Regions from separate parts of the Homo sapiens genome. Here region 1 is linked to region 2. A link is an interaction called in ENCODE POLR2A ChIA-PET data of the cell type or tissue named here. Cell type or tissue: endothelial cell of umbilical vein. All regions are shown on one strand. Each heading gives the region's core, and the rest is flanking DNA. Links, peaks and the distances in the headings are about the cores only.

Evidence for each region. ChIA-PET counts read pairs that join two places held together with the same protein. Peaks named below come from ENCODE experiments on the same cell type or tissue, not always from the same donor. Only the 100,000 strongest peaks of a DNase experiment are listed, where the experiment ranks them.
Region 1: POLR2A ChIA-PET joins it to region 2 with 11 read pairs; 2 of 35 experiments call an interaction of 5 or more read pairs at or near these places.

Annotation. Positions count from the first base shown.
Region 1 is chr3:110,812,518-110,816,916 of GRCh38, forward strand. No RefSeq gene overlaps it. Among named protein-coding and RNA genes, the nearest start is that of NECTIN3-AS1, 260 kb to the right of the region's middle. In endothelial cell of umbilical vein, for the core only: no CTCF peak of the experiment used is centred there; a DNase peak (open chromatin) is centred at 2,574; H3K27ac peaks cover 1,935 bases.
Region 2 is chr3:110,966,464-110,970,862 of GRCh38, forward strand. The region is part of intron 2 of LOC151760 (putative uncharacterized protein LOC151760); the gene reads right to left. Among named protein-coding and RNA genes, the nearest start is that of NECTIN3-AS1, 100 kb to the right of the region's middle. In endothelial cell of umbilical vein, for the core only: no CTCF peak of the experiment used is centred there; no DNase peak of the experiment used is centred there.

The sequences.
Region 1 (4,399 bases), core at 89-4,088, 150 kb before region 2:
ACCATCATTATCTCCCTAGATTACTGTAACTGCCTCCTAATGCTTCCATCTATTCTGCATACTTGATCTAGAATAATCTTCCTAAACATAAATGTGGTATTAACACTACCCTGCCCAAATCTTTGCCCATTGACCTAATAATGAATGAACAATCCTTTAACACAGCTTGTGAGTTCCCACCTGCATCATTTATCCCTACCTGCATCATTTATCCCTACTAGACCAACCCATTCTATAGGGACACTGAAATATTTTTCTCTTCCTTGAACCTGCCATATTATCGTGTTAGATCTTCAAGCATGCACTTCTCCCTCTCTGGAGCACACTTTCCCCATTCTATTCTGCTCCAATCTGAGAGGGGAAAAGTAAAGTCTCAGCTTCTATCTAGAGGCCACCTCTAGTTAGTCTAGATAAGATTAGGTTCTTGTCTATGTCTTTTTTCTAAGTTATTACTAATCATATTTTAATTATTTTATAGTTGTCTATCTTTTTCAATAGAGTCCATAATTATTACGAAAAGAAATCATGTCTCTTCTTGATCTCACACTATCCTCAGCTTCTAATACAGTGCTTTGCAAGTAGTGGATGCTTAATAAAGTTTTTATGTAAGTAATTTTATCTGAAATAAAAAGTAGCATCATTTAAGCATACAATTTTTGATAGTCGATTGCATGCTTTCCTTAGAGAGTACAGATTCAGAGTCCTCTGAATTGTTCATTCCAACCAGGCCATGTTTTAAAACAAAAGGGGATAATATTAATGAATTATAGGTCAACAGAGTAAACTGAGATTCTTACAGGCAGACTAGGAAATGTGGTCACCCTCCTTTAGGAGTTTGGCAGATAAGTAAAGTACATGTGCCTCTGCTTTTTCTGGGGAAAAGGAAGGAGTTCTATTGATCTAGAGATGGCAGAAACTATGCAACTCCAGACAGTTATTTGTATGTAAGAATACAGACCCAATCTTATCAGATCTTCTGATTTGTCAAGAAAAAATAGGGAATTCCATCTGAATTCTATTTTATCTGAAATATCTTGATGTTTTAATGTTAGTAATGCAGTGATTTTTTTTTTTTTAGAAAAAGCAGTTCTAGGTATAGGCAGGAGATAAAAATCAAAATGAATAATAATCTGCATAGGCTAGATACACAGATATCAACATTAGCCACTTTGTAAGAGCAGGGTACTCCAGGCATTATACCTTTAGTCGCTGAGTCATGGGGGAGGTTTGGAAAGTCCTAAACAAGGGGCCTATGCAGCCAGGATATTAGGAAGACATTCAGGAGGCCTGAAAGCATCGTAATATTCTAAACCCAGCATAGCCACAACCTAAATATTCATCCTGGTATAGCTATAAGGAATACTTCATGAGGCCCTCCAAAGTGACTTTGTTAACTTCTGAAATAGTGTGATAATTTTTATTTCCCTACTCACTCACCACACAATCATTTCCTAATTGCTGTCTGTGTTTGACTTGCACCTGTATTAGGTAATAAAGATTCAGAATTTTATTCACACTGGTTCCACTACCAATTTTACTATTCAATTGAGAAACAGATACCATTAGCTGCTAATTCCAAAATCATCAGTTTGGTGACTATAACTTGGGTCAGAAAGATTTAGCACTGCTTCTCCTTCCACATCCACAACTTCTAGCTCACAGTTTGCCCCTTAGAAGTATCTGTCTAACATTCATAGTTTAGCCTGCAAGCTGTTGCTTAGTCTAGTAATGACACATACAGAATGGTTTTATGGTCAAGCACTGAGTCATTCCCCAAGCTGCTTGTTTTAGCTATATTCTCCAAATGTATACAATATAGATTTATAAAAATGATTATGCTGAGGTTATAATTTCAAAATGAGCCACAAAGTATGTTTGAGGTACTCATCTGGCCTTTTCATTTTACAGATGAGGAAATACCCACAGGCGGTTGAGCAAATTCCTGAAGAGCATACAACTTGTAAGATGATGACTTCAAAGCTCTTTGAGTGCTATCAGAATTTGTGAGTAACAGAGGCTTCAGCCTATGGATGGGGATGGAGGCTACACAATTTGAGGTAGGGAAGGGTGGGAGTTTGGGAACCAAAAGTAGTTACTAGCTTGTTACCAAAGATAGATTTTGGTTGCAAAGAGGCAAAGTAAACTGCCAGTGACCTCACCACAAGGCAGGGGCAGACTTCCTGCTAAGGCATTAAGACCTTCTCAGTCATCTGGGGAACAAAGTGGCATTCACAAGGAACCGCCTCTGACCGCAGACCTACTGGGTAGTGGAGGTTTTTCATTCTTAAGTTTGTTCTTTCATTCCTATCAACTTGCAGATTTTCTACTGTCATCACCCACCTCCTCTCAAACCCTCATTTCTATTCAGCTTAGATCTCCTCTTTTCCTTTTGTTTTCTCCTCGATTATTTTTATCTTATTTTATGCCATCATGCCCCATTTCAAAGAAATGTTCTTGTTTTCTTAAAGCCTTCTACGTAAGATCCATTTAGCTCCTCATTCCTACAGAAACCTGGATTTCCTGTGGCAAAACCACTTCCCTCACAAAATTCCAAGTACACTCTTTTTATTCTTCATCCTGCCTCCTGTTCTCTTGGTCTCTGAGTCATCCAAAGCCTAGGTCATCCATGACTTATACTGAAATCCTATCTTCTCTGTCAGCAAGATTCTGTTTCAAAAAAAGGAGCCATTGCCCCCTCTTCATGTCTAGTAACAATGCCTTAGTTCGTACACTTAGAGTTTCTAACTCAAAACATTGTAATTGACTTTTGAATGATTTTTCCACCTCCTTCTTCCCTTTCAGCTCATTCTTCTAGCCACCAGAGCTTTTTGTGTAAACCACAACACTGATAATGTCATTACAGCACATGTGTTATCACTTCCAAGATAAAGTCAAAGTGCCTTGGCAGTAAAAATGCTTTGTCCTAGTGAATTATATGCTTTCTTATGTTTTGATCTAGTGATTTGGTTTATAAGAACTTCTTTTAAAGAAATAATCAGATTTAGAGAAATGTTTATTTTAATAATATTCTCTGTAATGCTATTTAGAAGAACCAAAGAACAAACTCAAGTGTTCCTAAATAGAGAAGCCATTTTAAATTTTAAAATATCCATAAAGTGAATTACAATGTAACCATCCAAAATTATGTTTATAAAAAGTGCTGTTGCCAGCCAATATGGATAAGCATACTATAGCTTAATTCCCTAACTGATTACAACTAAAACCTGTAGACAAAATACAAAAAGTAATTACCTGAATAGGATAAAAAAGCAGGCAGGTTGGAGAGGGAAAGTCAAAACTGAAAAAGGAAACTCATGTGAGTATAATTTTTGGGGGAGTTTTTTTTTTTTTTTTGTCTTTTCTTTTCTTTCATGAACTAGGCCTGAGAGTGAACTCCAATAACAGAAATCTGGGGGTAGCACAGGCACCTAAGACTGCAAGACAAACCTAATCTTTTTGGTCAGAGGATTGGGCAAAACATCCCCTGCAAAACAGAAAATGTAGGGGAATCCAGTAGAAAAGAGGGCAGAAGAAGGAAATTTCCTAATTCTATGTATAAATTAGCTAAACTCCTGAGCTCATCTCTGAGTTGTGAATGCATAGGAAAACCCCAAAGTAACACAGAAAAAACTTCAAGAATTGAGCCATAATATAAAGCACCACCTCTTAGTTTCTGACTAATCCCTGGTGACACGAGTGGCACAGGCTGAAAGCAATGTAGCAAAGGTTTAGAAACTAAACTGATATTAAAACCACTAATCACCTTTTGAAACCAAAAAGGTAAGAAAAATTTTAATAAGTTACTAAATATGTCAACTACCTGCTAAAAACAATAACTCTATATTTTGTTTAGAAGTTTTAGTTATAATCAGCTGGTGAGTTAAGCTACAGTGGGCTTATCCATTGAGCTGGCAATGGAACATATTATAAATAAACAACATTGTCAACAGGCTTTTAATAAAACCTACAATCTCACAGAATAATATCAAAAATGTGTAGTGTATACTCCAAAAAATTATACATAATCCAAGAAACTATGATGAATTGTCAAGGAAAAATACAATCAACTAATGCTAAACACAAGGCAACCCAAATGTTGGAATTACACAGAATGACTTTATAGCAAAGAACATAACTATCCTTTAGTTGTAGGTGTAGTTAAAAGTAAACACACTGGAAATAAATTGAAATATAGTAATTTTCAGCAGTGAATTAAAAACAATTTAAAAATGAAAACGTTAGAACAAGAAAATATAATAGATAAAAATTTTAAAATTCACTGGTGAGTTTACCTACTGAATGAAGAAAACAGACGAAAGAGACTGGAAACTTGGAGACAGCCCAACAGAAATTATCTGTTAATTAATTTATTTGTTAAGAAACATAAGGGAAAATGTTG
Region 2 (4,399 bases), core at 162-4,161:
AGGGGAAGATGGGGGAATATTGCATATCTTAAAAATGCCTAGGGGGTCTTTCCCATTTACATCAATCCCCATACCATATAAGCAACTAAGGGCAGGTCTAGAGTCAGTTAAGGTGGAGGTGCTGATAGAGAGAAAGACTGAGAAGGGGTAGTCCCTTTAGTGAAATAGATGAGGGGTTTTAGATCTGCACAAACCTCTTCCTTAGAAGTCCAACCTTGCTCCTGAGTAGTCCAAAGGATGTAGTCCCATCTACTACAAGGTTGCCAGGCTGTAGGAGCAGAAAATTGGCATCTCAGCTACAGGTGATCACAACGATGAGTGCTAGGAGTAACTGTGTCAGTTAGAGGGCTGGGGCATAAATATTTGTGTGAAAAGGCTAGCTATTATTGATCCTTCACATCTCCACAAGGTATGACGTAGCAAGCATCAAAAGCAATGGTCTGAGGTGAGTCAGACTTAGTTACATTAATAACAAAGGAGCTAGTAACAGAATAAGGAAAGGAAAGGAAGCAATATACAAGGTTATGAAAATTAAGCTTTCTTTAATTTTAACTTGGTAGGACTCGATCCTGGTATAGTAACCCATGATTCTGATGAGGAAGATGATTTCTTGACTGAAGTATGGTGGGTCCATCATTTCTCAGCTGTGCAGACGGCAATCTCAGTGGTTAAGAGCACAAGATAGGGGCCTACTCAGGTGGGCTCAAGTTTCCCTTCCTTCCACCCTTTGATGAGAACATGGTCCCTGGGTTGGTGCTGGTGTGCTGGAAATTCTAGTGATGGCACCTGTGCTAAGAGACCTTTGATCTTAAGAGAAAAAAAGGTAGAGGAGAGACCAAGTATGTAATTTCTGAGGAACTGATCCTTAGTTTCAAACATAGGAACATTAGCTAGGAATGTAAATAGGGCAATCCATATAACATTTCATATGGAGACAGGCCTATATCCTTTCGAGGAGCTATCCTGATCCTCAATAAGACAATGGGAAGACATTTGGTCCATGGTAAATGAGTCTCTAGAATTAATTTAGTCAGATTATTCTTAAGGGTTTGATTCATTCTTTCTACTCACCTGGAGGATGAGGGATGCCAGGGAATATGGTATTCCCATTTTATGTCTAGCACTTGGGCCAGCTTCTTAATAATATGTGTCATAAAATGGTTTCCATTGTCTGAGTTAATATTCTCTATTAACACAAGGGGCAGTATATTCTCAATTAATGCTTTAATTACATTATTAGCTGTTCCATTTGGAAAGGAGATAGCTTCGATCCAGTGAGTGAGATGATCTACTATTACTAATAAATACTTCAGGCGACCGATTGGAGGCACTTCGGTGTAATCAACTTGAACACTTTGGAATGGTCTTAGCTCCAGATCTCATCCTCCAAGGGGTGATTTTCTTAGGGCTTGTTTATTAGTTTTCCTGCATGTTAGACAATTGTCTGTGACCTGTTTGACTAGGGTATAAATTCCAATACACTTATAAACTCTGAGAACCGTAGTTAAGACCTCCCTTATGAGAGGTTTGGATAATATCTCCCTTTGATCTGGTAATATCCATTTTCCTTTTGTGTTCTCTTTAGCTCCTATTTTTATTAGGTTTTCTTTTTCAGTGGAAGAGAAGATGGGGACTACAGTAGGGGAAGGAAGGCAAGGAGTTAAGTGAAAGACATTTCAGAAGAAACAGCAGTTTGTTTGGCTATCTGATCTGCAAAGTCATTTGGTTATTTCCCCAACTTGTGAAAAAAAAAAAAGTCCTTTTTATGCCCTGGGACATGTACAATAGCTAACTCTTCTGGCAACTGGAGATTGTCTAGAACACAAACAATTAGTTCTTTGTGGACTAGATCTTGGTCTTTACCGTTAATAAGACCTTGCTCAGCCCAAAATTTTTCTAACTGTATGTGCTGCACCAAAGGCATACTTAGAATCAGTATAAGCAGTTCCTTCTTTGTTCTGCAAGTGTTTCAAAGCTTGGCTGAATGCAAACAGTTCACAGGTTGGGGCAGACTAATTATTGGGCAGTCTTCCTGACTCTACTTCTTCAAGAGTTTCTCCACCAAGGATTGAAAACCTGTTATGTTTTTCTCCTTTGACTATTTTGGAGGAACCATCTATAAATGAGTGTTGCCCTGTTTTAAAAGGGGCCTCTCCTAGATCTGGCCTGACTTTTGTTTGGTAGTCAATCAAACCTAGACACAAGTGTTCTTTTTTTTTTTTTTTTTTTTTAAGATTTGGGTCTCCTGACAAGAAACCTGCTGGGTTGAGTGAATTATCAGTAGTCAAGATGAAATCATCTTTTCCTAGCAAAATAGCCTTATATTTTAAGATTCTGGAGTCAGTAAGCTACCTTCCTGCTTTTTGATTTACAATAGCTCTAACTTGGTGGGGCATGCTTACAATTAATTTCCCCCCAAAAGGTTAATTTTCTACCTTCTTCAACTAATACTGCTGTAGCCACAGCTCTTTATTTTCCCTGTTTTACTCGGAATATTTCCTATCTTGAAGGTTTGGGGTGGTGCCTAACTAGAATAGGCCTTTTTCCTGGAGCTTTCAACCCCCCTTGCTGGAGGTTTCTAGCACTCCTGGGTGCACAGAAGGGGGCTCAACCTCTTCTACTAGAGGCTTCTCATCCTCCCTTCCTCTGGAGGCTTGCCAAGGGCCTTTTCCCATGTTTGATCCTAGATAAGTCCAATCCCACATACTAGGGATGTCTTACCTATCTTTCTCCCGGGGAGGCCCAATCCCCCAGATCCTTCAGACTGGAGATTTCTCACCTGTCCAGTCTTTAAAAGCTTGCTAAAAGACTCAATCTCTCAAACCAGAGATGTCTCGCTGATTCTCTTTCCCAAGAGGTTAACCTTCCTCCCTCTCCCTTTTGGAGGTCCCTTACATTGTTTCCGTCTGTGTTCACACATTCTGCCGAACAGCAGGACTCGTAGCACAGATAATCATTCACACATACACACAATTACTCATCCTCCAAAAGCTGACCACCAAGGAAGTACTTTGCCCCCCTCTTGCGGCTTTTCCTACCTTGGCCCACGCACGGAGTCACCTGGTCACCACGGTCCCACAAGCCTCTCTCTTTCCCCGCCGATGCTGAGACTCCAAGTATATTCCTCACACCAGGTAGGTCCCGGCTCTCCTGCTGGGGCCGCGGCAACAACGGGTGGCAGGGCACCTCCCCATGAGAGAGGGGCAAACACCATCCAAGAGGGGAATGTTATTCCCCATACGGGCCACCAAATTGTTGGGAACTAGTGCTCGGTGTTGCAAAAATCAACACTGAGACAAAGAATCTCTCAGCAAGGCTAGTTTACTTTCTGCAGAAAGGGTGCTGCTTGCTAGCAGTCTTGCCAGGAAAGCACACACGAACAAAGGAGACAGGGTCATTTATAACCTGACATGTCCACCCTACTGCTGTGTCCGATTTCCATTGGCTGGAACGGGACCTTACATTCTGTACTTGACCCAACTGGCTAGCAACTTAGAACTTCCCAAAAGAGGCAAAGGCAGAGGAAAACAAAGGAAGAGAGGAAGTAACTTGTGGAATGCTGAGAGAGGCAAAAACACTTCCAAATAAGGAAGAGGAATAGGCTATGACCTAATGCTTGCTTGGATTGGTTCAGGGATGCCAGGGCAAATATCTAGGCTAAAATGTGGGAGCTAAGAACACAGAGTATATTGGTTTCTTTATTACAGCTAGCAGATGTTTAAGAATATTAGCACAATTCTTTGAGTAAATTTTGCTTCTAAGAGAGGTTACTATCTATTCTCAATTAGACTGGGAGGAAAGTCCCTTTGAAGAGGAACCTCTACTTATTTTATTTTCTACAATGACCAAAATTAGATAAATTATTTTTGCTCCATAACATTCATTATTTTCTAACATACCATATGTTTAACCTACTTATGGTTTATTCTCTTAGAAAGTAATCTCCATCAGAAAGTAATCTCCACAAGGGCCGGGATTTTTGTCTGTTTGTTCACTATTGTATCATCAGCATCAAATTTTCTATCATTAACATTAAAACAGTGCCTGGTACACAGAAGATGCCTGGCACACAGGAGATGCTCAATAATTCTATGTTACAAAGTATGTTTGTTATATAAATCAGTTACCTAATTTAAGATGACCAACTTCTCTTGGATACAATATGAAATATTACAATCCCAACTTCTCTTGGGATACAATATGAAAATATATGACATTTTCATTATCTTTTCCCTTAACTGAATCCTCAAATTCCTAATTTTCATGTTTTCCCAGGAGAAGAATGTAAATGTTATTCTATCTTTCAACTGACAGCTTTTATTTACATTTTCAACGTTGGTTGCTTGCAAATAAAGAAAATTTAACTTAATTTCTTCATTTTTTCCATTAAGTAGTTGAC